Linked DNA regions of Homo sapiens: regions 2, 3, 4, 5, 6 and 7 are each linked to region 1. Evidence: chromatin loops called from intact Hi-C (ENCODE). Cell type or tissue: Caco-2. All regions are shown on one strand. Each heading gives the region's core, and the rest is flanking DNA. Links, peaks and the distances in the headings are about the cores only. Region 1 overlaps ELMO1 (engulfment and cell motility 1). Region 2 overlaps ELMO1 (engulfment and cell motility 1). Region 3 has its middle 71 kb from the start of AOAH. Region 4 overlaps ELMO1 (engulfment and cell motility 1). Region 5 overlaps ELMO1 (engulfment and cell motility 1). Region 6 overlaps ELMO1 (engulfment and cell motility 1). Region 7 overlaps ELMO1 (engulfment and cell motility 1).

Region 1 (4,389 bases), core at 154-4,153:
AGGCTCAGGCATGGCGGGCTGCAGGTCCCGAGCCCTGCCCCGCGGGAAGGCAGCTAAGGCCCAGTGAGAAATTGAGCTCAGCGCCGGTGGGCTGGCACTGCTGGGGGACCCAGTACACCCTCTGCAGCCGCTGGCCCGGGTGCTAAGCCCCTCATTGCTCGGCAACGGCAGGGCCGGCTGCTCCGAGTGCGGGCCGCCAAGACCACGCCCATCTGGAACTCCAGCTGGCTCGCAAGCGCCGCGCGCAGCCCCGGTTCCCGCTCGCGCCTCTCCCTCCACACCTCCCTGCAAGCCGAGGGAGCTGTCTCCGGCCTTGGCCAGCCCAGAAACGGGCTCCCACACTGCAGCGGTGGGCTGAAGGGCTTCTCAAGTGCCGCCAAAGTGGGAGCCCAGGCAGAGGAGTCACCGAGAGCGAGCGAGGGCTGTGAGGACTGCCAGCACGCTGTCACCTCTCACTGCCTTAGAAGACAGGATCATGAATGTGGCTTCCATAGTTCAAGACCATCCTAATGATGGACTGGAACTTGTTTCCTTCTCATGGAGCAAATTGAGGCCTATGTGGGCATCTCAGCCCTCACTCAGTCTATTGCTCTGCAACTTAGATGGTAGCTGATAGAGACATAGGGCCCTAATGGGACATTGTTAAAACACAGTCTCCTAAATGTCAGGCCTCAGTTATATAGATCAGAAAAATTTTCCCTGTACTGGCACTACTGATTAGCCAGCTAGGGGAGAAAAAGAACAGCAGTCTCGCTCCAGGAGGCAGAAGGCTGGCCTTTATCCTGATGTACCTGTAGGATGGATGGGAGCCTGCACCATGCTCTGGCTTCACGGATTGGGTTGTACCACTCAAGTGGACATTTAAGCCTGCTTAGAAACCTTGATGCATGTTATAGTTTGAAATATGTCCTCCTCAAAAATATATACCAGAGTCCTGGCCTGGCATGGGTGGCTTACGCCTGTAATCCCAGCACTTTGGGAGGCCGAGGTAGGTAGATCACCTGAGGTCAGTAGTTCGAGACCAGCCTGGTCAACATGGCAAAACCTCGTCTCCACTAAAAATACAAAAATTAGCTGGGTGTGGTGGTGGGCGCCTGTAATCCCAGCTGCTCAGGAGGCTGAGGCAGGAGAATCGCTTGAAACTGGGAGGTAGAAGTTGCAGTGAGCCGAGATCGCGCCATTGTACTCCATCCAGCCTAGGCAACAAGAATGAAACTCTGTTTCAAAAAACTATAGATATAGATATAGTTATATAGATATATAGATTGAAGTCCTAACCTCCGAAAGTTCCCTTATTTGGAGATAGGGTCTTACAGAGGTAATCAAGTTAAAATGAGGACATCAGATGGACCCTAATCCAGTGTGACTAGTGTCCTTATAAAAAGGGAACACTGGATGCAGAGACAGACATGCATAGAAGGAAGATGATGTAAAGAGACACAGGGAGGAGACAGTCATCTACAGGCCAAGGAGAAAGGCCTGGAACAGAGCCCCTTACAGCCTTCAAGAGGAACCGACCCTGCTGATGCAGACTTCCAGCCTCCAGAACTGTGAGACAATGAATTTCTGTTGTTTAAACCACCCAGTGTGCCATACTTCGTCATGGCAGTCCTAGCAAACTGATAGAGTGCACTCAAAAGCACAGATTCTTTTCATGGACTTTCCAAAGCCCAGGGACTTCTGTTTCTTCTAGCTGTGTTTTGAAATTGCGACATGGCATGGGTCATCAGGATACGAGTTGTTATCTCCTTCCCGTAAGAGCAATTAAGGTCAAAGACTGAAGCCAGAGCTCTTGGGTTTAAGTCCCATTAGCTGTGTGACCTCTGGCCCTAATGGTGTCTCTTGTAAAATAGAATAATAATACCTGCTTCTTAGATTACTTGGAGGACCAAGTGAATTAATAACATGTAAAACTCTTGGTGCTCGGCACATAATAAGTGCTCGACAATGAAACGTTCATTGCCATTGTTGGGGGGCCAGAAAGCAACCACTGCCTGAGAGCACCCCAGACCCATGAATCACACAGCAAGAAAGAAAGCCCGCATGGTCCCCTGGAATTCTAGAAGTTTTATTTGTGAAATTACCTTACAAATGTTAGAGAGGTTTAAAAAAAATCTCTGCTTGTCTTTTCTCTTGTTTTATCCTGTCTTATTCTTGGAAAAGTTAATATTTGAGAATAGCTAGCATGTCCTATTAATCCCTTTTTTAGAAAAGGACCCGCTCCGACACCAGTTGGCAGTTAGGTTTCATCAGTCACTCGAGATTATGGATTAACTCACTGATCTTTTTACCCTTTGAGCTAATTAGCCTCTGGACAAATACCGCTAGTCACAGAGGCCAAGCACAGCTGACCAAACACATTTCAAAGAGTAAATTTAGTGAGTAAATAACGCCAGGCTTAGATCTCTTGGTAATACTGCTTTTCTGAATCAGTGGAATCTGGATGATCTTTCCTTCCCAGGGAGAGATGGAAGTGTAATGTTTACAACCCTTCAAACCAACAGAAAAAAATGTAACGAATTAAGTCAGCTACTTCCTCCCTTGACTCCTCCTGTTCCCCCATTTAAAATGATTTCTTTTCTTATGTCTTCAAATAACAAGCTCAGTTTGACTTTAAATGACTTAAGTGTATCCTTTGGGATGGTTGTTTAATAGACCTCTTTCAAAGGGAGGCTTCCCTGTATGCCCAGCTGAAACATAATTTTTCTCAATTTAATTTAATTATCACCACCTGCCAAAACTTTCTCTCGCCTCCACAAAGCACCTTGAACAGTTCATGCCTCACCTTGGTGGTAAGGCCTGTTAAGTACTTGTAGATAATTATCCTCTTAATGTTTGGTGAAACTCAGTGTTTCTAGACCTTTCGTTCTTTGCTAAAGAAGACTTCTCCAGGTAGTCCTTTCCAAGCTCCCTTCAAGTTGTAATGATTCATACACACAACTTCACCAGTGAGGCCTCCATACCTGGGTTTCCACAGTTGCAGGGAGAACATCTCCCAAGGGTGGGCCCATCTCCTTGGCAATGGCAGTGAGGATGGTGTGTCATTCTGATGTCCAGCTCTGTCAGGTACCAGGTAGCTGGAATGGCAAGGCTCCTGGCCTCTCCCCTCATGTCTCCCTCATGTGAGCAGCCTTATCCTGTGCGTCGATGTTCTTCTGAATGCCATGTTTTTTCCTAATCCCACTCTGGAGAATCAGGAGTTTCAGACTGAGTGGCCAGCTCTGACATTGCACAACCACATACCTAAGTAACTCAGGTTTTGTGTTTTGTTCTTGCATTGAGGAAAAGAGAAGACAGGAAGCTATTGTGCTCTTATTTCAGAAGAGTGGTAAAAGTGTGGTCATTTTGTCACTTGTCACCAGTATTCAGTGATTCAACAAAACCTTTATCAAGTGTATACTACATGCCTAGTAATGTGCCAGGGACATGGAAGGAATTCAAAAAGAATACAATCCAGCTTTTGCTCTCAGGGATCTTAGAAAACAGTGAAAAGCTTATAAGATTGTAAGCAACATTAGCTAGTTAACCACAGAGTGGGAAGCCTCCAGTGGACTAAGTTGCAGTCCACTGTTTTGTGGCTACCACATTTAGAAAAAGCACACTCCACACTGGCATGGTTTTCCCAACCAGGTTATCATGTCTGCTGCTCAGCTGCATCTGGATAAATTGTGTAATATGATTTTATTGTATAGAATGCCGTGCATGTGTGTGTATTGGACAGAGGAAGATTACCAAGAAATAATTCATGGAACAAAGAAGGTATTAGGACAGCATTCAGCATATGATCCTTGGTGTGCGTGTGTGTGTGTGTGTGTGTGTGTGTGTGTGTGTGTGTGTTAAGTGTATGAATGTATTTGTGTGTGTGTTTGTGTGTGTGTTTACATATATAAGGAGAGCCTGAAAAATGAATACAATGCTATCAAGAGTGGATAATGATGGAGAATGAGACTGGAGAATCCAGAAGAAGAGTTTTATTTTTAGTATAGTATTCTTTAGTACATATTTTTACTATCGGTATAGTTTGACTTTTATAATAATTTTATTTAACCATCAAAGTAAATTCTTGAAAAATAGAAATCTTGTTAAAATATTAATAAAAATAAAACCCCTTACAATAATATGAACAACAGGGAAGCGACTAAAGGGGTTCATAAAGGGAATGTTTTACTCTTGACTTTAATTATTAAAGAAATATGATTTATTTAGAGTTTGTTTTGGAAATATTTAAAGCAGTGATTTTCATCCTTTACTAGATGTAGCCACCTTTTGAGTCTTTTAAAAATTAAGACCCAGCCCCAGGATCATCCCAGACTTTCTAAGCCAGAATTTCAAGTGAGGCTTAAGCAAGTGTGTTTTTAAACAGCACACACACCTCCTACCCCACACCCC
Region 2 (4,389 bases), core at 297-4,296, 75 kb before region 1:
ATGCAAAAGGAGAAGAGAGCTGGACGCATCACATAGTTTTAATTGGTTTCGAAGGGTCACCAAGCAGAATCCTTTCTGTAGCAGAATAGCTTTTCCTTGGGAGCTGGTATGGTCAGAGAAGAATCCCGGCCCAAGAGCTGAACCAGGGGCCCTTTGGGGAAAGGGCCTGGGGAGTCCCAAAGCGGCACTGTCCCTGCTCGGTTGCAGGCAGTGACCCTCTCCCCACACCCGACTCAGTGCCAGCTGTGTCCTGAGTCCAAGGTGGTACATTAGGTGCTTAATGTTTATCCCTTAACAAGACAAACATTAACAGGGTGGTCGCTCTTAAAACATGGCCTTCCCATTCCAGTGGGAAGACAGAGAAAACAAGTTAAAAAGAAATTAAATAATTATAAATTCTACCAAGTTATGAATCAAAAAGAAAGCAAGGGCTTGCTTTCCCAGTGGGTCTCCCTCACCACGTCACTTCCCCTAAACTCATTGGGAATCGCCATTTCCATTCTGTTTTCATGTCTGTGAAAGAGATAAAAAGCTGCCCACATCAAGAAATGTAATTCAACCCCTTTCAGCAAATACAGGATATTCTGAGTCAACTGAACTTTAACTATCCAAATAGGTTACTGCAGGTACCTAGGCCCTGTTTTTAAGTCTTTTAAAGGACATTGGCTTTGTGATTTTGAGCTAAGGTAATACATAAGAAAACATCTTGAAAATGTTAAAGGAATCACTCTGAAGATTGTCTCATGAAACGTGTTTAAACAAGTGTTTAGGCTAAGTCTTTCCATGAGAACGCTCAAATATACATTGTTTACTTGTTTGGTTTATTTGCCCTGAATAAAATAAACGATCCATGTTTTCGCTTTAGAGTTGCCTGTGGGTTAGGTGGGGGAACAGATCTCAAAACAGAGGCTTCTACTCTCTGGTACCAAGGAGTCAGAGTCTTGTTCAGCATTTAAAGTCACAGAATAGTCATAATGATTATGCAAATGCACAGGAATCCTCTTTCATTTGCTGTCTTATGAAAGAATTGGAATCAGTTATATAATGTAACTGGTTGCCTTATTTTTTATAATTTAAGGGAATTTATTTTATAAGTGCGTAATTGGTAAAATAGATTTTTATGCTAGATTTTACTGTGTAAATTAGTGACTCTCAGTGAGTGTTGGTTTTGTGCCCCAGGGCACATTTGGCAGTGTCTGGAGACACTTTTGGTTGTCCCAACTTGTGGGGGTGCTACTGGCATTCAGTGGGGAGAGGCCAGGAATGCTGCTAAACACCCTTCAATGCACAGGACAAGCCTCCCTCTCAACAAAGAATTAACCAGCTCCAGACACTAATAGTACTGATGTTGAGAAACCCTAGCTTAAATCAATACTGTTTTGTTGTAAATTTCAAGATGTGAAGATTTAGTTCTACAAGGCAAACCAATGATTTATGATAAGAGTGGAATGATTTTTCAGATAAACCATGATTGTAAATATTTAAGGTACTGACATATTCTAATCAAAGAAAGCAGGGTTTTTTTAATTTTAAAATACGTTTTTTCAAAAAAAAAACTGTCACAATTTTTTTTACTAGGAAAATTGGGAAAGAGAAAACTAGTCTGTACTGTATGAATTCTTTCCTGGAGATACTTATCTGATAGGCTCAACTGAATGCACAAAGATCTCTTGCTGACAAAGAGATAATTTATGTACTAAAAATTATATACTTTATTTAGGGAAAAGCCTTTCCAATGCATACACAGTCTGTTTAGCCACAATTCAGACACGTTTGTAGTGACAAGCCATGGTTACGCTTTATGGCATTTAACTAGAATAAGCCCAACGACCCAGTCAGGAAAAGAGGTGGCAACTGTGTTGCAGCCAGAATTTCCTTACTCAAAAAGATCTGGAATGTTAATGTATTGATTCTATGGGGAACAGGTGACGCTGGAGTAGCTGAACCTGCCCTGCTGGGCATTAGTCCTCCCTTACATATCTCTCGTGCTTGTAAGCCGAAATGAGCCCAGCCTTAACTGGGGCCAAGGTGTCATGTCAGTCCAGTTTTGAACCTGAATCCACTGTTGTGGTCAGCCCAGCTGTCTTGCTTAGGTGTTTTAAAGCAAACACCAGCTATAGAGAGAGAAGGAAAGGCAGAGACAGGAAGGAACACCGATTAATGAGCTATTTCTGATTTAACAAGCTATTCTGTTAAATTGGCCTATAAAATGAAATGCCAGGTCATTTGTATTCAACAAACTTGTATTACAGACAAAGTGCTATAGGGTGGGGACAGAAAGGTGAGCCAGCCATAGCTCTATGCCTGTAGACATTCATTTTGGTTCAGCTCTTTCTCTTTCTCCTTTACAAGTTAAATAAGCAACAACAGTGACTACCTAAGACCAACTATGACATCTTTCTAAAAAGTATAATATTTGGAAAATTGTGATCCTAAATCATAATTTTCTTATCAGTGAATCTGGCTTGTAAACATAGAGGGAAAATTTCTATTTCATTAGCAAGCACATAGTGAGTTGTTCCAGTGTCTCCCAGTGCCTTTCACAAGCTTGAAAAGGATTTGAAAACCCCTTTGTTCTTTGTACTGGAATCACTTAGCATTCCCAGGTTCCCTTAAGAAAAAATCAGAAGGTGAATTTGTGTTAGCTGTTATTTTGCTCCAGAAACTCCCTTGATCTTTCAAAGATGCCCCTTCTTGACCTAAGAAAATCTGATGCAAGATACACATTGTGGCCTTCCCCTTGATCCCTCCATGAGTTTCAGAGAATTAAGATTAACGGCAGACATTTCCTTCATTCTTTGATTTGTCTCATACTTTGATTTCTTTTTGTTTTGTTTTGTTTTCATCATTCTCATTCCCGTGTTTGATTCACCAATGATTGCAAAATATCAAAATATAAAATGTAAACTGCTGGTCTAAAGAAAGAAAGCATACTGGGGTTCTTTCTTTGGCCAACTCAAAGCCTGAAAAGTAGCTCCAAGTGGGTCAGTTCCACACTGTCGTTCTTTTACAGGAAGACCACTGGGCAGAGGCCTGGGCTTTTTTTCTCATTACTGAGGACTAGTATCTTGGGATTCCTTATGAGCAAAATGATGCTTGATGTTTCTGGCAGTGTCATCTGAGATGTTCTGACTTACTTATATGTGTAGAAAAGCAGTTTCTCTCTTTCAGAGGCCAGCCCTGAGTTAGTCTATTGAAATTGTGCATAATAATTACTGGATAGTTATACATATTCTCTATAATTTTAAAAGGAGTCAAGAAAAAATTTGTTATAGGCAACAGTGAAAGATCAACTGACTCTTTCTTGGCTTATTTATATTCAGGAAGCAGGAAGATTGTGTGTAGGTAAAGGTGGATATGGTGATTATAAACTTAGGATTGATTTAGATTTTGGCAAGTTGCTTCTGTGGGCTTAATCCATTCAAGCCTGCCTCCCATGAGACAGCCTGGGCTCAAGGGCCAGCTGGGTGGAGGAGCAATCACGGGATTTGCAGGAAGCAGACAGCTCTGCCTACCTAGGAAGGCTATCCTTCGCCTCTCAGAGCCTATGAGATAGGGATAATTCTAAACCTCATAGTGGTTGTTATCTAGATAATGTGTGGTAAGCTGTGGGGAAATGCTTTGTTAACTCTGAAGCATTGCATGAAAGATACTTTCCATCATAGAAATATAGACTGTTTCATAATCCTAGACTATTTTAGGGAATCTGGGAAAAGGAAGATGTATTTAACTATTTTCCTTTTCTCTTAATTCCTTTGTGGAATGAGGCACTGCATAAATATATATTTTTTTAAAAAACCTCTTCTTCCTCCCAAGTTCAAATAAGTGGTATTTTTACTTCCTCTCTACTAAAATTTAGTAGAGAAAAGAGGAAAGAGAAGTTGCTGCTGAGCAAAAGAAGTGAGCAAAGGAGAAACATTTTTAGAAAGTTTTTGAACTATTGTGATTTGGGAGAAAAAGAGAAGTTTTTTAAAATAATAATAACATGCCATATAAGTTCTGGGCAACAGGCAGATAATGCAAATCCTCAGAATCTTATACCACTAAAAGGTTTTTTAGTGAAAGTTTGTTTTTCAGTCCAGTTCAAGAAAAACACAAAGAGAGCACACTGAGTTCCCATGTCCCCTGCATCATTTCTCCTGTTATTAACATCTTACAGCAGTGTATTATATTCATTACCATTAGTAATAGTAATAGTAGCTGAAGTCCATACATTATTCAGATATCCTTAGTTTTTATCTGATGTCCTTTTTGTATTCCAGGATTCCACCCACAATACCACATTGCATTTGGTCATTGATTTCTATTCCAGGTGGTCTGGATTCAGTCTTTACTGGTAGTATGCGTCTGTGTGTAAAAGTAGTTACTCTTTCTAAGGGTCTCTATTGA
Region 3 (4,389 bases), core at 254-4,253, 180 kb after region 1:
TTCTTAAAGAGAAAAACTTGTAAAGATTGCATAATTGTATTTCTACAACAAAGTAATATTTCAGTTAAAAATATGCAGTATATACTTTTATGCCATACTTGTAAGAGTAGATGCACACACATGCACCTGCACACACACATACACACACACACCTGAAATTATATTCCTCCAAATCTCTAGTGTGATTACTCTAAATTGTGGCATTGTTGGCAATGTATCTATTTATTTAAAAAATTACTCACTATATTTTTATTTTAGGGTTTCAGGACAGGACCATAGTTTACTAATGAAAAAAAGATACATACATCATGGAGGAAAAAGCTGAGAATTATTGAGTTATTCTAGATTTTCTCTTTTCATTAAAAATTAACTCAATGTAGCCTAGAGCTCCATGCAAAGAGCCGGCATTGACTTCCTTTCTATATTTTTAATCTTTCTTTGGCTACATATTGCATAATTGTCTATTTGTTCATGATTTCTGAATTCAGTTATATTGCCTAACTTTCTCTCAATCTGCACTGGTTACTTGTGAGATAATAAAGGTAATAAAACACACAAACATATGCGAAGCAATAGGGTAGCCTCTCTGGCAGTATCTTCCCATCTGCTGAGCCTGCCCCACCTTCATCTTGCACCACTTGGTAGCAGCTGGGAATGCCTCAAAACACTGGGAGTCAAGACTCAGTTCAACTTGTACTGAGATGTCACATGCTCTTACAGAGGCGGAAATACCACTATAGTACAGATGTGTGCTTGGTGAAGGGGGCAGGCAAGCAGAAGGAGGGCATTCCACTGCCATAGTTTCCATTCTCATCCACAGTAAGACAGGCTCTTGAAAATGCACACAGACACACTCGGCTGAGTAAAGCCTTGCAGCTCAGAAGGAGCACCTGTGGCCTAATTCTCCACAGCTCAAAACAGATGCCCATGACTGTCCAGTGCAAAGTCCTGGCTGGGAAGCACAGATGTTTGGATCACAGTCACTGTGGACCAATGTGCAAAGTGCTTTGAGCATCAGACAGGCCAGGGGTCAAAGCCTGGCTCTATCGCTGGCTCTACTGCCCTCAGCAAGTCATTCAACCTCCCCTGATGGGCTAGGTCCTCACTTAATGTCATCAATAGGTTCTTGGAAACTGTGATTTTAAGTGAAACAACATACAACAAAATCAATTTTAGCACAGCCTAAGTTAGATAAACAGGAGTGAAGTTCCTATGGCATATTTCTGGTCACAAAAATATCCCCAAACTTCTTATTAAGGGATATTAATAACACTTCTAATATTAAACACTGAAATGAATGTGAGTGAAATGTACATCTAAGAAAGGTTCATAAAAACAAGTAGATAATTATTTACCCACATATTCCAGTTCCGGGTCTCAGGTGGCTGGAGCCTCTCCTGGCAGCTCAGGGCACCAGACAGGAACCCGCCCCGGACAGGGCGCCATCCCCATTGCAGGGTGCACTCACACGCATCCACACTCCATCAGACTGGGACAAAAGAGACACGTCAAAGTACTTGACGTGCACATCTTTGGGATGCGGGAGGAAACCTGAGGCCCTGGAGAAAATCCACGCAGGCATGGGGAGAATGTGCCAACTCCACATATACAGTGGCCCTGGCCAAGAATCAGATTTTGTTCTCATCAATGTTATAACAAAATAACATTGAACAAAACAATTTTATTTGAGGACCTCTTGTACACTGAGGAGCAAAACCAGATTTGCTCCTGGAGCTTAGGGTTCAGCAAGATCCCGCTTGTGAGAATGGGGATACCTTGCAGGGCTATTATGAGATTTCAAATGGGATTAACTTCTGCAAAGCATGAATGTGAACTACAGCAGGGGCTTGTCAATTGTTCTTTCTCTTCAACCTCCACCTCCACCTCCCTCATTGCCTCCTTTCCTTGCTCTTTTCATCCACTCTATTGCTCAGTAACTCCTCCAAATGAGCCAAGACAGAAGATGGGAAAAGACAGCAAGACCAAATTAACAAAGCTTTCTATGGCTAAGAAGACAAAAGTACTGTGACACTGGGAGCTGAACAGTCTACTAAAAACTCAGCTAAGGAGTATCTGCAGAGTCTACCTGGACTTAAACACCCCTGCCCATCTGTAAAGTCACGTCCAAAGGTTGACACATGATGTGTTTTTGTCTGGTTAAAAGTTAGCTTATCTGTAAAGCCACGAGCTAAAAAATAACCAAGTCATCCAAATGTTTGGGCAAACTCTAATGAGAATGGAGCCTTCCAGAGAGCTGTGTTTGTCTTTGTTTTCTCCTGGTGTTTGACTTTGACACCGACTTCTAATCTCAGATGTCATATTAAGAAGAATACACACCAGGTTTATTTCAAATGCATGATAGGTGAGCTGACTAATGAAACTTGGCTTATTTCCCTGTACAGATAGTTCTTTTCCTGCTGAGCAATAATAACAATATGTAATGTGGTTTATTGTTATTCAACGTACTCAGCACCTCTCACTCAAATAAAGGCAGGCTTCAAGGGCATTCATCTTTATGACAACCATGAAACATATCATATGTAAGATCCTGAGCTGTCTCAAAAGACCAAGCTGAACAACTTCTCCAGTAAAATGATCATAGGAGAAAAATCATTGAGAAATGAAGGGAGACTTTTCACCTGTTGAGCTACAGGCTGCTATGATGAGTTGCGTAGCCGATGACACCCTGCAAAATCACAGCCATAGTCATTTTAGAATTTGGAGTGAGAAGGGGAGTGGTGATATAGTTCATGTTTTGCCATTGCAGAGAGGGTTCCAGGGCATCTCCGGGGCTGCAGGCTTGGCCCCTCGGGGAGTCAGCAGTCTCTTGCTGGATAGCCCACCCTCCTGTCCCATACCCAGAGATAATGATTTTATAAGTCTGAAACTTGAAGACCTGAGCATCAAACTTTTTAAACTCTCTGGGTGATCAGATGTACAGTCAGGGCTGAGAATCAGAGCTCCAGATCTCACTTTCTAAATGGGAAACACACCTGGGCAGGACACAGGCCTGGAGCTGCCGGATGTGGGAGGCCAGGCATTGGTAACCTGCCAGCTCTCCCACATGGTGGGGAAGGAGGACTGGCCTGAGCCATTGTTACTCCCACGGCAGGTGGGTCTACACACAGCTGTCCACATTCTAGGGAGGATTCTCCACCAGATGGCGGGACCTCCAGACAGAAGCCAGTTGAAAAGAAAGTCTGTTTTCTCCTAATAATAGACCTTCTGTTCTCTGACATGAGGCAGTGTTAATCAACCCCTCAAAAGATTCTTCCTGCCTCTCCCATCATAAAACCTATGTTCATTGTGTGCTTGGGCCAAATATCATTCAACTTTAAGCTGGAAATGATGATCTCTCTGGTGGTTTTCAAAGCTGTTTGTTTGTTTGTTTGTTTGTTTGTTTTTTGTTTTCCCACAACTCCCCCAATGCCCAAACCAAAGCCTGTGTGAAATTCTGATCTCCATAAAAGGCAAACGCAGAGGTGCTGGGGTGACATTGGCAAGCAGGAGCCCAAGGACTCTCTTTGGACCTGGCCCCACAATGACAGCCCCTGAGGAATCCCCTGAGAAACATAGACTGAAAACCATAGATCTGGTCCCATCGTCTTCCAGGCTCTGAGAAGCTGCCTTGTCCAGGGGCATCTGCTAGTAAACAGATTCACCTGATCTAAACCCAGGTTCCCAGCCTCAAAAGCAGTTCTTGCTTAGCCAAAGGTCTCAGCTACACTGGTGAAGATGGGCTTCTCTGGAGTCTCCAGGAGACATCCAGAATGGAAGGAAAAGGGCCTAGAGGCCTTGTCCTCAGGACTCTCAGAATGCTGACCTGTCCCCACTCTGTCCCTGGCCACTTGTCCCAGCCAACATTATAAAGTGGTACAGGGTACAGGAGGCCGGGCTTGGTGGCTGACGTCTGTAATCCCAGCACATTGGGAGACCAGGCTGGTGGATCACCTGAGGTCGGGAGTTCGAGACCAGCCTGGCCAACATGGTGAAACCCTGTCTCTACTAAAAATACAAAAATTAGCTGGGCATGGTGGTGGGCATCTGTAATACCAGCCACTTGGGAGGCTGAGGCAGGAGAATCACTTGAATCCGGGAAGCAGAGGTTGCAGTGAGCTGAGATCATGCCATTGTACTCCAGCCAGGGCAACAGAGCAAGATTCCATCTCAAATAAAAATAAAAAATAAAAATAAAACAAAACAAACACACAAAAAACAGTATAGGATTGGCCAGGATGTTTCAAAGGGGAGGGAAGGGATGGGACCAAGCTCCCTAACTCACCTAGGCTTGTGCAGCTTCTCTGTGACAGAGCGGGGGTATCTTCAACAGTTGACACCCACCTCCTTTTCCTGAATCCCCCTAGTCAGTATGGCCACCTTCATGTCTTC
Region 4 (4,389 bases), core at 244-4,243, 73 kb after region 1:
TATTGTCTGTCATTATATAAGTTGCCATGGTAGGCTTGAGTAATTGCAGCAGACACTGTATGGCTCACAAAGACTAAAATACTGCTATCTGCCCTTAACAGAAGTTTGCTAACCCCTGTCTAAGCCTCATTGTCCTAAAATAAATTCAGAAACCTCAACTGCTACTCCTTCAGCCCAGACAGCACCTTTATTTTCTCTCTCCTTCATTTTAATATGCACGACACCACTCAGCAAAATGTCCTGCATGCATGGCCTGGCCTAGGTACTCCACTCCCTGATCTGGCAAAACTATAAAGTGAAACTATTTTGAGTTTCCGGAAGCTGACCCAATTTTAAAGACCTCTATATGGAGGTAGGCCAGGGAGGGATCAATAATTGTCCCTACCAGGTAAGCCATCAGTTTGTACCCTCACTTCTGACACTTTTTCTGGGCAAGGCCATTTCTCCACATTGTACCCTTAGAGTGTAGCCCCAAAGCGATCCCTGGCCTCTGGGAAATTATCCTTCCCACACATGAGCACTTAGGGTCTTCTTCCCCCAGACCCCTCTGCAGGCAGAATCTTTCCAATTCTTTGGTTGTTGTGAGCCTTCAGTCCTTTTGTTGTGCGTAAGGAACATTCCTGGGAAGAAAAATGGTCCAGCAATAAAGTCTCCCCCACATGAGTCATTTTTAGCTAGACTGGGTTGGCATCTGTTTTTCCTAAGACAGCCTTTTCTCGTCACTGTGAAGATAAATCAATTTAATGGACACCACTGGTTGGGGGTAGATTGTACTTTTTTTGTAAGTATTGACCACCCATTAGTGGCAGTGCCCAGCAGCATACACCATTGTACCTTCTCCAGAAACCCTCCACTTGGCTGTAGATCTATCCCCTTCCAACTCTGCCCTGGAAGCAAGCCCAAAATGACCTCTGGAGCCCTAAGATGCCATCCCACGGCCACGGGCTTTGTTCTTTGGCTTTGTGAAAGTGTGCTTTATAAACCTTGTTGGCAGACTCATAATTCTGCTAAGGACTTATTTGTTGTGTCAATCTACAGATCAAAGGTGGGAGCCTAAAAGCCTTTGACATTGCTCATACCAACCATATTACACTCTGGGATACATTGTATTAAGTACTATGGGCCATCATACAAGTAAGAAATAGTTCCTGCCCTCCAGGGACTTACAATCTAGACAGCATGAAATGTACACCAATAACTAGCTTCACTGCTTGCTGGTGATATGACAAGACTTGCTGGAAGTTGTAGATGCCATATGGAAGACTCAGAAGGGGTGCTGGATATTTGCTGAAATCGGTGGTTCTCATACTTGAGCATGCATTAAAATCACCTAGAGAGCTGTTAACACAGATTGCTGGGTGCCACTCTTAGCATTTCTGATTCAGTAGATCTAGGGTGGGCCCACAAAGTTGCATTCCTACCAAGTGGCCAGCTGATGCAAGTGTGGCCCAGGAATACCCTGTCCAAAATATTTTTATAGGAGAAGCTTCTTACATATGTAATTTCCTTCTGGGATTGTAACAGAACTGACATTTGTTGAGTGTCTAATATGTTCTATTCAGTATATTAGGTACTTTGGCTATAATATTTTCTTTAGATTTTACAACCCTGTGAATTTCGTATTATTACTAGCACTCTACAATGAGCAAACTAAGGCTTAGAAGGAGGAACTTACATTTGCCAGATATCCAGTATGTACCATAAAGGATGTGGGGCATTATCCAATTTAAAACTTTTTGAATTCTAAATGATTAGTACTCCTAGTTTAGGAGTGGTAAAAAAAAAAAAAAAAGATGAGTAAAGATAGTAAAAATGAGTCTGAGAGAGATTAAGTATCTTAAGGAAGGTCAAAGCCCCAGGAAACATGCATGCTGGATTCAAAATCACGTGTTGGGTTCTAAAGGCTGAGAAGCCATACTGCAGCTAGTACCTGTCTGTTTGCCAAAAGCTACTAATGTAGATTCCAAAAGCATGTTTTCTTTCATGCTTGAAGCATGTACTTCCTACCTCCTTGCCTTTGCTCATGCTGCTCCTTCTGCTTAGAATTCCCTTCTCCCTCTTCTTCACCTGAGTAACTCCCATTCATCCTCCAAGCAAAATGTTGTCTCAGCCATGCAGACTTCTGTAACATCCCCTCCTTGCCTCAACTAGAGCAGGAATAAGGACTACTTTGTAAGCGTCCCAACATACTTTATATTATCAAATTCCTTCACAGACCCCAAAGTCCTCTAGTGACATATCCTTGGTTACAGAAACAAAAAAATCCAAATTTTTCATTTTAGCCATCAAAGCCATCCCCCATCTGACTCAACTTGCCTTTCAACCACACCTTGCAGCTCCCTCATTTCTCCAACTAAACAAGACCGCTGAACACTTCCCCACCCATGGCTATGTTCTCCTTCCCCCTCCAAGCCTTCACTCAGGCTGCTGCTGTCACCAAGAATGGCCCCTCCCCTGCACCTCAGCCTGTCTGCATGTGGCCTTTCCACCAGCCCCAGCTAAAGCCCTGGTGCTATGCCCTCAGCCCTTTGGGAGGGCCTCCATGAGTGTTCATGGAGTGAACACCTGACCCCTTGCTCCCCTGTGACATCGCGTCTTCCCTTGGGTGAGGCAAGTATGTGTCTTTCCACTGTCCCAGGCTGAGAGCTCATCCGGCACAGGGCCTCCAGTGTCGCGTCATTCCTTGCACTGAGTAGGTGCTCACAAAACATTTGTTGAAGAAATGGATAAATGATGCTGGATGAAGGTTGTGGGTTAAAGGCAGGATGGGAGAAGTGATTAGACAAGGAGCACGTGGAGCCTCAGTACGTCTTGCAATAAAACACAGGAGCGCATTTACATGACCAACAGTGAGAGCAGGGGACATAGGTGGACTTTGCCAGAATGCTTGATTCCATTTAGGAACCTCCTGTGCTTGTACCTTTAACCCGGTCTTCCAAGGAGCCAAAAGGATTTCTCCATTTGAAGTACAAATGTCTTGTGGGACTCTCACTTTTTTTGTAATGTGTAACATTATTACAGAAAATATGGGCTAAGAAGACTTCAGAAACACACCACTGACATGGTCCAGACATCGATTGAATGATGGGGCAATACCAACAACAAATGCAGATTCTAAGAGCGTGCTTTCTTTGATGTCTGTGTTTAATTCCATTGATTTTCTGATGTCTCCGCAACACCGTCTGTGGGTTTTTCAAACAAATGGTAAAGGGTGTGATGTTTTCTAAAGAAGATAGAGTTAAGGATGGTGGTTGTGAATGTCTTGATTTGTGAATGTCTTGCACATGTGAAACATTAACAGAGACATAAAGCTATCAGTTGTAAACCTTGTAGCTAAATTGCAAAGGCACAGAGGAATGTTTGACTTATGTAACTCTTTTGTCTTCTTAAAAAATTTAATGATACCTTTCACAGAGGTTATTTTCCTTGACATGCAGAGTGACCATAGAACTTCTCAGGGCTGTTGGCAACAAAACTGTGAAGTGAAGTAGGTGAAGCTAGTCTTTGACTCCACCAACCTCTGTCCTGTGCTTTATACCCACTGCTTATATCCCTTCCTCTGGGGCCAGGTGCCTGCTTTTTCCTTCTGCCTATCAACCTAGTCTTAGGAAAAGTTCTATACTTTCTTCAAACTGAACTATAAGTGATTTGGGGAAAATTCAAAGGATTGCTCTACTTATGTATTCTTGCATCTAGCAAGGTTCAAAGTCTTAAGCTAGAGGAATGGGGCTCTAGGAGTGGATTTTAAGCCTAATCTATAAATAGGAGTTAAAGAGTTCCCCACATTCCATAAGGGATCATCATGATTTCCTTGCAGAGGTGCACCCATGAGCCTGTAAATGCAGGCGATTTTTAAAAGTCACTTGTTGAATTAACTTTGCTATTTCCATCCAGCTTCCTTCTCCTACTCCTCCCTTTCCCTGGACAATCTCAGCCCCACAGCTGGTCCTCCTCTTGGACTTCACCATATGTATTTGTTGGGATTCTTTGGTTGCACGTGACAGGAACAAACTATCATCCAAGCCATCTTACAAAAAAAAAAGAAAAGGCTCTTGTAACCAAACAATGAAATGCAGGGCTTGAGTCACCTTTACAGTTGAACAAGGCTTAACCATTAACACTCTTTCACACACACACACACACACACACACGTCTGTTTTCTTTGTCCTACTACTGACATTGGTCTCATTATCTTCCCCTTTCCTATATGTGAAGGGACATAGTCTCACAGCTCTCAATTTGAGGGAAAGAGAGCATGCTTCAGGTCTGCCTCAAGACGTGGCAGAAAAGTCTGGGGAAGGATTTTGATTGGTCAGTTCAGGTCACGTGCCCACTTAGGCCCAGTGCTGTGTCTAGGCAGATGTGGTGTAAACACCATCATCTCTGTGA
Region 5 (4,389 bases), core at 183-4,182, 230 kb before region 1:
ATGGAAAGTCTATGAATGTTGGCTGTAAAAACAATAATAATGTATTTGGGGGTTGAAAGTACTGTCCCATTATTAAAATATGTGACAGTAATAACGTGAGGAGGGCAGGGTAGTAAAGGGAGTTAAAGTGAACCAGCATTGGTGGGGAGTTATGCAAAGCTGTATGGGGAAGTTTGATCTGACTCTTGACATGTGGTTCTCAGGTAAATAGAATCTTTTAGAATCATTTTTCAATTTTTTAAACAGTAGCCATTTCTGGAGCTGTATGTTCAGAGGTACTGTTGAGATTTCTGTTTTAATGGTAGGGAGCATTCGAGCCTCTTGAGCATTCTTTTCTTTTTATCTCTAACTTTTCTTTCCTCACTCCTAAAAATATTAAGGGGAATTTATTTTTATTTGTATTTTTTTTTTTTTTATTGAGACAGAGTCTCACTTTGTCACCCAGGCTGGAGTGCAGTGGTGCGATCTCGGCTCAACTGCCTCCTGGGCTCCAGCTATCCTACCACCTCAGGACCACAGGCGCTCACCACCAGGCCCAGCTATTTTTTTGTATTTGTGGTAGAGACAGCATTTCACCATGTTGCCCAGGCTGGTCTCAAACTCTTGAGCTCAAGCGACCCACCCGCCTTGGCCTCCCAAGGTGCTTGGATTACAGGTGTGAGCCATGGCGCCTGGCCATAAAGGGGAATTTTAAAAGGGAAGAGAAGCGAAAGTGGGTGGCCTATGAAGCTGCTGATGGGTCAAGCAAAAACTGTCAGGGAGTTTGGTTGCACACTTCACTGATTGGCAGGTGGGCATCCTTTTCAGGTGGCCCATTCGTCACAGGTGAAGAGAGGATTGCCAGCACCCTGCCTGTACATGTTCAGGGTTGCCTCTGTGCTGTCTTTCTTGGATGCTTTTGGTCAAATGACAGAGAGAATGGCATGCACTGTCTTCATGTTTAATTTTATATGCAGAGTTGTCTTAAAGTTGTAGCTGCTAGTTGGGCACAGTGGCTCTCTCCTATAATTTCAGCAGTTTGGGAGGCAGAGGAGAGAGGATCACTTGAGGCCAGGAGTTCAAGACTAGCCTGGGCAATAAAGTCACACTCTTGTCTCTACAAAAAAAAAAAAAAAATTAATTAGCTTGGCCTGGTGGCATGCGTCTGTAGTCCCAGCTGCTTGGGAGGCTGAGGCAGGAGGATCTCTTGAGCCCAGAAGGTCAAGGCTGCAGCAAGCTATGATTACATCACTGAATTCCAGCCTGGGCAACAGAGCGAAACCCTATCTGTCTGTGGGGGGATAAAAAACAAGTTGTAGCTGCACATGTAGGAAAGAAAAGGTTAGCTTTGGAAAGCTCTCTTGAAAAACTGAAGAAGATCAGGTTTATTTCCTGTCATTGAACCAAGTGAACCAAGCACATTAAGTCATGGGGCAGGGCCTCTGCACAGTGGGCTCTTCTCAGATAACTCAAGGTCTCGTGGGGCCATTTCCACTTCAGTGTAGCATCATCATACTTCCTAGGGGTGCAGAGAGATCAAGAACTCCCACTTAGAATACTTGCAGATCTTTCTTCTGTGATCCACCTTTGCTGTCAGCTGCATTGAGAAAGGACATCCAAACTGGTGCAGTGGGGCCCCTAAGGACAGTCCTAACACAAGCTCTCTGTCACTGTCTCAGGTGAAGAGTTGGCCCATGTTTTGCTCTTGCTGCAAGGCATGTGCTGTTGCCACCATTTCCATCTGTTTGGTGACTTTCGTATGGGATATGTTACTCCCTTCTTCCTACTCCGGCATGGGGAGGGAGCAAGGAGGAGTACTTATTGCTGGGAGTAATCTAATTTCAGAAGCACCCATGACCTGTGGACTCCTTCTGAAAAGGGGATGCATGAATAATTGTACTTTTAAAACTTTGTTTTGTTTTGAGACAGGGTCTTGTTCTTTTGCCCAGGCTGGAGTGCAGTGGCATCATCATGGCTCACTGCAACCTCCACCTCCCACCTCAGCCTCCCAAAATGCTGGGATTACAGATGTGGGCCACCATGTTCAGCCCGTTTTCATATTTTTAGAGGAACTATTTTAAGGGAAAAATTTTAAAAACAAATGACCTATGATTCATTACCATGATAATACTTGACCTTCGTTCTTCTTACTTTTTACGGTAATTAACTTTAACTCCAGACACAATTTCTCAGGAATGGTTATTGAACACCAGGTGAAGAGACAGGTTTCTTCCAGTCCTGTTTTTCCAAACTCCTTTCCTATTTAGCACGCATTGTGGTGCCTTAGGAGGGACATTTGTGGGCAGTTAGGGTTGAATCTGTTCTCTGGTCCACTAGGGGGCGCGCCTATCAAAGGCATGTGTGTGAGAAACTCTGCAGGCTGATGGCACTTCAATAAAGAGCAGCTCTGATGTGTTCATGAAGTGGAGGACTTAGTGGGGACTCTTCTAAGTGGGTAAGTTTAGCAGGTTCAGAAAAATGCTTTTCCAGCCAGAATCTTCCTCCTTCCCCCTTTTAGCTCAAAATCTCCAATAACTCTGTCCCCTGGCTGTGGCGGAAGGAGAGGCAACATATTAAACAGTGTCAATCCTTCGTCCCTGAGTGTATTGTGCAAACTTCCTTGGCATCCTTTCTTTGCACATGGCGCTTTGGAGCAAAAGGGCACCATCCAGCAGGTGCAAGGGTGACACATAGGGAACCAAGGGCAAAGAAACGTCAGGGTCTCGTAATGTATAAGCAAGTCAATTGTGTTTGAGGCTAATAAAACATAGCTTTTACGAGTGCAGCCTTTGGTGCCAGACTGCCTGGTTTTGCATCCCAGCTTCATTGCTCATTAGCTGTGTGATCTTGAACAATTTACCTAAGTGTTTCTTGCCTCATTAGTGAGTTGGATATAGTCGTATCTCCCACCCAGGCTTGTTATGGACATTAATGAGTTAATTGATGTTAAGTTCTGAGAAGCCTTGGCATGGAGCCAGTTTTAGTAAGTTTTTACAATTGATGATTGTCATTTGGATCTGATGGTGGAAATGAGTCTGCAGAATGCATTTACAGTAACCCAGATGACTGGGGACATTCTTCATTTGACTATAACCAGCTGGGTCTGAGAGTAGAAATACATGGCTTCAAAAACAGTTAATTGTCAGGAGTGGCATATCCCAAAGTCCATGAATTCTAGAGAATTTCGTAAGAGTGCTTAGCAGTGCAGGACTTTTATACCCCTCAAAGAGCCTCTTTAGTGAAGGAAGCGGTGGATTTTTTGCTCTGTATTTTTGCTACTCAGGAATTAGCATGTAGGCACATGGCCGAGGATGTCCTTATGCTGCCTGCTCTTGTGCAGATTTTCAAAAGCAGATAAGACTCAAAACCACAACATATATTAAATCAATATTACTGTCCATGACAGGAAGCATTTTTCAATTGGATGACTCCATCCACGATACCCTTTGGAGAGTGCCTTGGACCTAGGCTGGACAGTGCTAGGACAGAGGACCACCAGAGTCTGGCAGGGCTGAGTGGTGATGGGGTCCTGGTACCTGGGAAAGGTAGTTATAGGCATCCAGCACCTCTTCCTCTGATGATTTTCTGTAGGTGCTTGTACTCGTGATTTTGCCTCTAGTAGGATCATATCAAAGCACCCCTGAGAATCATGCTGGTTATTCTGGGGTGCAGGCAAGAGAGGGAAGGAATGACCAGTTAAGAGTCCTGTGATCCAGTTACCTGCTTCCCATTGACCTGCTTTTGATGGCCATCAATCAGCTCCACGCAAAGCTAGCATGCCTTCTATCTTTATCCTTTCTCCTGAGACAGTGTGCTGTTGTGGTACTTTTTATTTTGTTTTCCATTTTTTCAAGTGGTGACTATTTGTCACAGTGCCCTTCCTACCTCTGAATTCAGTGTGATGTGACCTCGGGAGAGGAGGTGTGAGCACGACGTCCAGACTCGGACATGTCTGTTTCACGTCTGCCGGGAAGTAATTTTTATGCTGGGAGCTGGCTTCATGGCGTGGGATTCTAATTCTGGGGATGGCATTTTGTATGTGTAGGAAGACTGTCAAAACCTTTCCAATGGGAAGGGACAAGAACCAATTTGAGAATCACATGGTTACATAAGAACTGGCCCTGTGCGGGCATCTCTGCATACTTCCTGCACTTGTTCATTCTGAAGACGAGAGAAAGAGGAGCAGGAAGAATCTTCCATGAACTCTGCAAACCTACAAACTTTCCAATGAGAAGTGGTGCACACTCCCGAGATGGTGCTTGGGACAACATGGTTAAAAGGGTAAGGGGTATTTATTAACCCTTTGCTTTCTTGTTATTCCTGTCCCTCCTCTTTAAATGTTTACATTACCAAACTGGCTAGACTGCTGAGAATCTATCATTTTTAGGTTGCCTGCTAGGGTTTCTACTG
Region 6 (4,389 bases), core at 286-4,285, 60 kb before region 1:
ACTTCCATGTTGTTCATAGGTCAACTGTACCACAGACTGAGTGGTTTAAACAACATAATTTTTTAAAAAAATCATGATTACAGAGGCCAGAGTCTGAGATCAAGGCATTGGTTTGTTCCTGGGGCCTGTCTCCTTGGCTTGTAGATGACCATATTCTCGTGTGTCTTCAAATGGGCCTCCCTCTGTTCATGTCTGTATTGTAATATCCTCTTCTTATAAGGGCACCAGTCCTATTGGATTAGAGCCCACCCTGTTGTCATTTTAACTTCACTCTTTAGAGACCATTTCTCCAGACACAGTCACATTCTGAGGTACTGGGGTTAGGACTTCAACATAGGAATTTGAGGGTGGAAGGTCACAATTTAACTCATGTTATTACACATTTTTTTCCCTCTGATCTCTCAACTGTGTGAAGTTGTGAGGAATTAGAAGTAATTCATCTCCTAAACGTATATCTGATTTGTACATGGGAATACAATGTAAGTAAGTCCACTAATGCTCTAATTTTTTTTTGGCACAGCACTGTCTCTCTTATCTTAAACCTAATTGAGAGAGTTACTAGCTAACTGTTCGCTTCCTCCCTTTATCTTCTGTTGTCTTTATTCCGCACCCCTGAAGATTCTGAACCACCCACTCCCTTCTGCCTCGGGCAATGAATAGTCTTTCTCTTAGTTTCCTCCACATCTCTTCGCAGTTCTTTAGGGATCAATTCTGATGATCTTAGTCTCCAGTATTCATGTCCCTGATCTCACATCATGGGACAGATTTGCCTTGCAATTTCTTTTCCAAATTCTGTATTCTTATCAGAAACATCTGTCATCAAAACACTGCATTTGCCTCATTTCATCAGATATTCAGTGTACCGGGACCCTTGTAGCCCTACTCCCTGGGAAGGGACATTCAGGCCTTGACATTGGAATGCTGGCTTGCTGGAAAGTTATAATCCAGTGTCTGTTTGGTGTATTTTTTTTTTTTTTAACACTAAACACATGGCCTAGACATTGGTTTTGCTTCATTTTCGCTCAACATTTATGATAATAAAGCTTTGTTTTCATAGATCACTTATCTCCTGAAAAATTCACACTGCCGTGAACACGATCCAGCCTTGCAGTGTGTCTCGGAGGTAAGTAGGTGGCAAGTATTTTTATCCCCTTTTATTAAAGCATAGGCAGAGCTCACTGCACAAGGATCCCCTGGAAGGGGGAACAATTTGGACTTAGCCCGTCTGCGCTCCTCCTGCTCCGTTTATTTGGGTACCATAAACCCACCCAGAACTGCACACAGAAGTGTCTCCTTTGCAGGCAGACGTATATGCATGCATTTCAATGGCTTCCAGGAGACAGCGATTATGGAATGTGGAGTCTGAATGTAAATGGAATTTGAGATGAGCCTGACTAGTAAATTATTCTGAAGGAAAAACACATTCAGAAATATGATTTTATCGCTTCTCGGCGTTTTGGCTAAGATGAAGTGTAGAAGTATGATTTAGATTCCACCCATCCTTAGGTGCAATTCAAATGCCAGTTTCTCTAAAAAATAAAGCCAACTCTTCCCCTGGACTCTCCAGACACTTGACCTGTCCTTACTTTGTGGTGTATAACTCACTGCACTTTATCTTGTTGCTCTCCTGGTCAGAGTCTATGCCTGATCCATCTCTGTGGATAAGTACTCAGAAATGTTTTCTGAAGTGGAATGAAAGGAACTAACCTCTGTTGTTTGTAACTGGCACAGAACCCAACAGTTTCTGCCAGTGACAGGTCATGAGCATCTTGAGGCATCCAGAAGATTGTCGTGGTTGGATTGTCCTCTCACTTTGCTTCATGCTCACTGCTTGACCACTGATTATTTTGGAGAATGTCTCTCTCCTTGGCCAAGGCTTTGGGTATTATAACCAAGAGAGGATGATCTAACCAGCCATTTTATCAACAGCGGCTCTGAGAGCCCAGCGTTGGGTGCCAGCCCTGCAGAGGGACATTGCGAAGTATCTTTATGTCCTTCGAGCATCCCTCCTTTCCATCAACTGGCAGGGTGGAGCAATAGCATCCAGTTACTGACCTTCCAGGAATAATGTGAGCATTGGATGTATTAGGCCTCCAAAGTATATCTGTGCTGCTCTGATGAAAGGTGCTTTAAGTAGGGTTGCTTGTTAAAAATAAGTAGTGCCAATTCTCAGGCTGCCCCCTGTGTTTTCCTTTCCCTTGCTCCCTTAGATGTTTTTCAAAGGTGCCAATAAAGCCTGCAAAACATGGGTAATGAAAAGGAAGGGAGAGCAAGTTCTTTTTGTCATAAGCGTGAACTGTGAGTCATCTCTTCTGAGTCACCGTGAACATACAAAGGAAGCCAATCAGTAGGGGTGCACTCTAATAGGATGTTTCTCCAATGACTCACGCAGGCCTGGAATGAGGAGCAGCCTGAATCAAGCCAAACAAGTATATTTTTAAATCTGGAAGGGCGCGCTTCCTGGTGCAATATGATGATCAGTCCTACACACTTACATGCTTATTTTAGCCCAGGCACTGAAATGTGTGGGCATGGTCTCCACGGAGCCTTCTCCTGTGGTCATGTTTTGTTTTGCCAGTGGGGAAGGATGTTTAATGATTAACTGTCACTATCAAGAATATAATATTTCAGTGCAATATTTCAATGTGAGGAGAAGAATAATTTTTGAATGTGGTGACTTCAAGAACTCGGCTCCATTGGGTAAGGCCTGCTTCACGTGTAAACATGCATTCCACAAACATTTTTTGAGGCCCTAAGTACTGAATATATAAAGACAGAGAAGGCGTAGTCCTAAGCCTCAAGGGTATTAGAATTTCCACAAGGAGACAAAAAAGCAAACAGAGCATTGGAAAAGTGGCAGAGGGTCAGATGGAGACACTTAGAAGGCTCAGCCTATAGAGAATGGGCGTAAAAGAATCCCCTGGAAGTGGGAACAACTGCTCTGGATTCTGAAAGACCTGCAGGAGTTACCACTGAGGAGCGAATTGAGATGAGGAAGGGTGATTAAGGCAGAGGGAAAAGCATGTATTAAGTCTAAAAGTCTTCCAAACAGTTTATGTTTTTCATTATTGTCTTATTTTCTCAAAATTTTGCAAATGCAAAATTTTCTTCTTTTCCCTTGGCAAATGCATTCTGGAAACATTTTTTCAAGCTGACCCAGAAACCATCTCATTCAGGGCGAGTCAGGGTCCGTGTTGTGAAGAGGCGTTACTTTATCTGAAGGATTTTAAGCAGAGGCTATACATGTGGCTATAGTTAGGTTTTGATGAGCTCCTCATGGAAGACAGTGAGGGAAATGGATCTGTCCCGAGACTGGGAGACCATTGTAGCCTTTTGTCTTAATCCGGAAGAGCAGTGATGAGCACCTGAACCAAGGTCAGTGGCAGTGGGAAAGGAAAGGAGTAAATATAATATATTTGTGAGATGGTGATTGAGAGAAGAGTCAACTGAGCAAAAATAGCTGAGATGGAGAACCTAGTAAGTTTGGATAAGCCATAAAGAATAGGAGTTATGTTTTGTCAATTTTGACTTTGAGGTGGCTAAGAGATGTGGCTAAGATGGGCGTGTCCAATAAGGAGTTGTCTGGAGCTCAGGAAACTATCTTGGTTCAAAATAGAGATTTGGCATCTATGAATGTAGAAGCTACAGGACCAGATTAGTCCTCCTAGTGCAGGAGTGAAGAGTGAGAAGAAAAGAATGGTGAGAAAAGAACTTTGGGCAGAAGGAAAACGAACAAAAACAAAAAACAAATCTATGAAGGAGACGAGAAAGAGCAAGGAGATTGGGAAGAAGAACAATTATCCAGGTATCTCTTCTCCAGTATTAGTGAGCTGATGCTTTTTTCCCCTGTGAGGTAGTAATGACTATCAAATAATTTTGAAGCCATTCATAAGGAATCCACAAGAGTATATACACACTCGATAGAATGTCTTTCTTACTAAGAACCATGTTGTCATATTGGGTATCTTATTGTACGTTATATTAACCATATAAGATATCCTGGGTCACTGCTATGTGTTGTAGAATAGTAAAAATGCTCTCTTGTTTTAGAGAATTGGCAAGTGTTTATAAAATGAAAGTTTCAGAATGCATTTGTCAGGGGAGAGGAAAAAAAAACAGTTTCAAGTATTAGTAACAAAATTGAATGACTAAGAAATGAAATAAAATATCTGTGAGGAATAGGAACAAAAATGCCTGAGAGTATCAACTTGCATTTCACATAGGAGGAAGTTCTGAACAATTTCATCAGTATTTTTCTTCCTTTAAAAGCATCTTATGTTTAGTCTCATCCTTAGGTTTTCATTAAGTTGTTTTCTTATCTAAAATGGTCTCTCCTTAGTGAAGATTTTTAAAAAGAGAGAGAGAGAAAGATGGCCGCCAAGAAGCTGG
Region 7 (4,389 bases), core at 191-4,190, 130 kb before region 1:
TGCTGAGAATGATGTAGAACCACTTTTCTAAAGAGATGCTAAAAGAACTTGAGGAAACCCATGTAAGTCAGAAATATGATTTCATCCAAGTCCTTACTTTACCAAAAAAAGCAAGATTAATAACTGCTACAGCAACCATGTTTTGTTTTCTGTCGTGCTTTTTCAACAGCTTTTCCCAAGAGCGATAAGAATATTTCAGAAATGCAAATAGTAATACCTTGGAACAAGCGTTTATGTAATTATTATGGTGATAGTAGTATCAGTTGTCTCCATCAAGTGTTTGAGGTGTTTCAGGCACTAAGGAAATCTTTACTTCCATTTTGCTTTCCCATTTAATCTTTACGACCCTTTATGGATAAGTATTCCTTCACTCATTTTCATGGAGAAAACTGAGGTTAAGGGATATGTACAAAGTCACCAAGAAGTAGACTTTGTCTGTTAGAAATAGATCCAGGAAGTTTGTTTCTGTCCAGAGCCACAGTGCTGATCACTCCTTTGTGACCATGTGAAGGCCTTTCCTGCTCAAAGCTTTATTACTGTAATATTTCACCCTTTCTGTTTTCAATAGGAATTGGTAACCAAGAATATGTGCTTTGGGGTTAGGCCATCTAAGCTTCCATGCTGGGTCTGTTTATTTCTGTGCTGTGTGACCTTGGACCAGTGACACATCTCTTTGTCTCTGTTTCTTCATCTGTACAGTGAGATGGCTTAGTATTTTGGCATGTGCTGGTACACGTGTGTGGAATGAGACAATCTGTACAAAGCCCTTCAAAGAAGGCCTGGGAGAGAAATGCTTTCTATAAATGTTAGCTGTTAGCTGTTTGTTGCCTTTTGCTGCCATCTTGATGGCATCCCTAAAGCTTTTTTCTTTTGGGTTTATTTACTTCCAGGTCTCACTTCCTTTCTAGGTAGATCTGGTGAACTAGCAGCCTGTGGTTCTGATCTGTTCCATTTTGTTTGTGTGCTTGGCACACTTTCTATAATTTTAATGTTCTTCTTTCTCTGCTCATTTAAAACCATCCTATTAGGGCTTGGACATGTTTGTTTAATTCTCTGGACTTGATTGAAATTCATGATCACAATTAACTTCTTGTGCAGCCCCCTTGAGGCAGCTCAGGGTTCTTTCTCATGATGGTCTTCAGTTTTCTTGGGACCAATCATCATTAGCATTGGCACCAAGGGAGAATGAAGGAGAAGTGACTCCCGAGTCTCCATAAGAGGAATCAAAACTGGGCTTATTCTTTGACCCTGGGGTAGGTCTGGGTCTTGGGATATGATCTAAGGACTAACACTTCATTCTGGGGAGTTGCCTGATACTATTCCTAAGGGGACATTGACCCTGTGTTGGAATGTGGGGAGATCTCATTGATACTGATAAGGCTTCTTATTTATTTGTTGATTTAGTATGGGAGAAGATCTCCAATGGGTCAGGAAACAGATTTGTGACATTGACAAGGATTCTGAGGACAATTGCCCTATGGTGGCTGGAACGCTTTAGTTTGAGGACTTTATTGCCAGAAACACCATGTCATGCATTGACTTGTTTTCTGCGGTTGTGATAACCTACCTTGTTTTAACCTGAGTGACTCTCTCCTAGGAGAGAGAGCCAGACAGACTCCGTTTTAGTGTCTTCACTCGCAGCCCCCTTTATCCCCCTTAAGAGAATAACCAGTGCAAGCTGACTCCAAGCACATCCAGGAATGCACCTGCTGATAAGATACTGAGGCAGGCTATACCAGCAGCTCCTGGGAATGTGCTCGGTGGAAGGTACCTAAGAGCCCCTGCATTTATCTCTTAGTGATAGTTTAAGCCCCTGCACCTGGAACTGTTTATTTTTTGTAACTGCTTCTATAACCAATTAATTTTTTAACTTTTTGCCTGTTCTGCTTCTGTAAAACTGCTTCAGTTAAACTCCCCCTCCCCTATTTAGACCATAGTATAAAAGAGAATGTAGCCCCTTCTTCGGGGCCAAGAGAATTTTGAGCGCTAGCTGTCTCTCGGTCACCGGCTAATAAAAGACTCCATGATTTGTCTCAAAGTGTGGCGTTTCTCTGTAACTCACTTAGTTACAACAGGGTCCTTGTTCGTTCTTCACACTATTGTCACCCTGCATTCCTGCGGGAGAGCCCTGCTTAAACAGCAGCACATGGGACTTTTTATCTTGCATTCTTGGTGTAAGCAGGTGAGGACCTACTTTTATCTCTCTCTCTGCCTGTCATGCTAAAACAACCAGAAGGCCTCTGGTTTACTTTCATGAGTCCCTAGAAGCCTGTCATCAGAGAGCCAGTCTCACTGCAGTCATGATTTTGGTTTAGCTGCTGGTAAAAGTGTTGTGTGAAATGTTGGCCATGGGCCATGCAGAAACAGGAAGAGAGAGCACAATAAAGAGATAAAAACACGAACTCTCTGAAGGCAGTTTTAGGGACTTTGCCTTTGTTGTGTGAGTTGATATGCACGACAGTCCCATGAATTGGGTTTTATGTAAGGTCTTCGTATCTCACAAAGACATGCAGTGCCTCATGCAAGTTCATCCTAGTTGGCGGCACCTTTGTCCAAGGTCACCACATTATCAGTGCTTCTCATAGCTGCTTTGTGTCCCCTCTCTTTGCAGACAGTACCACCTCACACACACTGTCCTTCGTGTGGCCTGTGGGGAGGCCACTATGCCTCACCTGACCCTAGGTTAAGTCAAAGTGAAATGGAAAAAGGTTCACAGTGGAAGAGAAGCCTCCACAGGTGACAGGGCATGGAAGAAGCCCTCAAGCCCTCAAGGGCTGGCTGCAGGAGGCACAGAATGAATTGGGCTCTCCCCCAAAAGAGAGAGCTTCAACAGAGAGTGGAAGAGAGAGTGTGTCAGAGACAAGCAAGTGAATATAAATCAGCCATGTGATGCTGAGGCAAGGAGGGCAAGAGAGCCAGAGAAGGGATTCATATTTGAGTGAGGGTGGCCTTGGACTCAACACTTCATGGTCATGCCCAAGCCATAAATGTTCCTGATCTACACAATTGGAGAAGAGCGACAAGAAACACAGAGCATTCAGAGGAGAGCCTGGAATTTATGGAAGTAAAGTCTGTGGGGACACTGCAGCAGCTTTGGTCACTCACCATGAGGAATTGTCATCTTCAGGGGATAAATTAGATGACATAGAACCTTATAGCTTTGTCTAGGAGGAACAGGGCTTATAGACAACTTCAAGGAGACAGAAGAAATTGACCAAAGTCCCCTTAGCTTCTTTAGACATGAAACCTACTGATTTTCATGGTAATATGTATGTGAAGCCAATTTGTAAACTATAAGGAGACAGGAAGAGATTTGGTCATTGGAGAGGGATCACCTGAGGTCTGGAGTTCGAGACCCAGCTCGGCCAACATGGTGAAACCCCGTCTCTACTAAAAATACAAAAATTAGTTGGGTGTGGTGGTGGGCTCTTGTAATTCCAGCTACTCAGGAGGCTGAGGCAGGAGAATCGCTTGAGCTTGGCGGGGCGGAGGTTGCAGCGAGCCGAGATTATGCCACTGCACTCCAGCCTGGGCAACAAGAGTGAAACTACATCTCAAAAAAAAAAAAAAAATTGAACTCCAGGACTGACACAGGCTAGCTCTGGGATGCTAGAAAGTCACCTCTGCCTTTTGTTTCAGCATTCTTAAGAGACTAATAATACCTACTTTATTAATGGATGGACTTGTTGGAAATCAATTGATAGAGAATGTATAAATATACTCTGTAAACGATGAAGCATTTTATAAAAATATAACTTCACATTGCACGGATATCCAGTTTTTTTAAATAAAATATGCAGAAAGAGTTTATTTTGGTGTTTGATATATTCTAAGATGAGTGGTAATAGCACCTTTTAGTACTTCATTTTGATTTCTGTTCTAGCATATTTGCTCTTAAAACTGAAGAGTAAGGGGAAAATAAAGATGAAAAATATGCTTTGATATTTCCAAATGGAGCTTTTCAAAATGTCTCCGATGGACATGGTTAATATCAGAATGTTGAAATTGAATGTAGATGTATCAATGTGTTAAATAAAAGCTATTGTCCAGCTTAAGAATTATCTCTCACTATAGTAATATCTAACTAGTAGCATTCATAATTGTAATCTTTTCTACAATATTTTTGTAAGAAGGTTGATCTTAAAAGTTACACAAGTAGCTTTAAATATTTGTGTCTGCCTTGACAACAGAAATCAGTCAAGAAGGCGGCGGGTTTATTTTTCTTTAGGTGGGTAAGTATGATAAGATGGATGGTGCATTAAAAAATAAAGAGCAGGACTTCTCCAAGCTGATTTACATATTGATTACTTAAATTACTACTTAATTTAGTGCCTGCTAATAAACTGTGCCTTGGAAATGTTTCCCAAGCATTTATTGGCTGCAGTAATT

What was found. Peaks named below come from ENCODE experiments on the same cell type or tissue, not always from the same donor. Only the 100,000 strongest peaks of a DNase experiment are listed, where the experiment ranks them.
Region 2: a loop joins it to region 1, with 13 times the contacts of the local background. A loop is called at or near these places in 7 of 110 quality-filtered maps.
Region 3: a loop joins it to region 1, with 2.2 times the contacts of the local background. A loop is called at or near these places in 3 of 110 quality-filtered maps.
Region 4: a loop joins it to region 1, with 5 times the contacts of the local background. A loop is called at or near these places in 2 of 110 quality-filtered maps.
Region 5: it touches region 1 in a loop (5-fold over the local background); 99 of 110 quality-filtered maps call a loop at or near these places.
Region 6: a loop joins it to region 1, with 4 times the contacts of the local background. A loop is called at or near these places in 9 of 110 quality-filtered maps.
Region 7: a loop joins it to region 1, with 6 times the contacts of the local background. A loop is called at or near these places in 2 of 110 quality-filtered maps.

The regions. Positions count from the first base shown.
Region 1 is chr7:36,969,629-36,974,017 of GRCh38, reverse strand. The region is part of intron 16 of ELMO1 (engulfment and cell motility 1); the gene reads left to right. Among named protein-coding and RNA genes, the nearest start is that of ELMO1-AS1, 26 kb to the left of the region's middle. In Caco-2, for the core only: no CTCF peak of the experiment used is centred there; DNase peaks (open chromatin) are centred at 1,727 and 2,307.
Region 2 is chr7:37,045,052-37,049,440 of GRCh38, reverse strand. All of the region lies in intron 15 of ELMO1 (engulfment and cell motility 1), which reads left to right. Among named protein-coding and RNA genes, the nearest start is that of ELMO1-AS1, 49 kb to the right of the region's middle. In Caco-2, for the core only: no CTCF peak of the experiment used is centred there; a DNase peak (open chromatin) is centred at 1,970.
Region 3 is chr7:36,793,629-36,798,017 of GRCh38, reverse strand. No RefSeq gene overlaps it. Among named protein-coding and RNA genes, the nearest start is that of AOAH, 71 kb to the right of the region's middle. In Caco-2, for the core only: no CTCF peak of the experiment used is centred there; DNase peaks (open chromatin) are centred at 627, 2,117 and 3,107.
Region 4 is chr7:36,897,088-36,901,476 of GRCh38, reverse strand. The region is part of intron 16 of ELMO1 (engulfment and cell motility 1); the gene reads left to right. Among named protein-coding and RNA genes, the nearest start is that of MIR1200, 20 kb to the left of the region's middle. In Caco-2, for the core only: no CTCF peak of the experiment used is centred there; no DNase peak of the experiment used is centred there.
Region 5 is chr7:37,196,972-37,201,360 of GRCh38, reverse strand. All of the region lies in intron 13 of ELMO1 (engulfment and cell motility 1), which reads left to right. Among named protein-coding and RNA genes, the nearest start is that of ELMO1-AS1, 200 kb to the right of the region's middle. RefSeq lists an enhancer at 2,283-2,342. In Caco-2, for the core only: a CTCF peak has its summit at 2,316 (motif pointing right); a DNase peak (open chromatin) is centred at 2,340.
Region 6 is chr7:37,030,081-37,034,469 of GRCh38, reverse strand. The region is part of intron 15 of ELMO1 (engulfment and cell motility 1); the gene reads left to right. Among named protein-coding and RNA genes, the nearest start is that of ELMO1-AS1, 34 kb to the right of the region's middle. RefSeq lists enhancers at 2,073-2,742, 1,577-2,776. In Caco-2, for the core only: no CTCF peak of the experiment used is centred there; a DNase peak (open chromatin) is centred at 2,389.
Region 7 is chr7:37,099,017-37,103,405 of GRCh38, reverse strand. The region is part of intron 14 of ELMO1 (engulfment and cell motility 1); the gene reads left to right. Among named protein-coding and RNA genes, the nearest start is that of ELMO1-AS1, 100 kb to the right of the region's middle. In Caco-2, for the core only: no CTCF peak of the experiment used is centred there; DNase peaks (open chromatin) are centred at 1,725 and 2,125.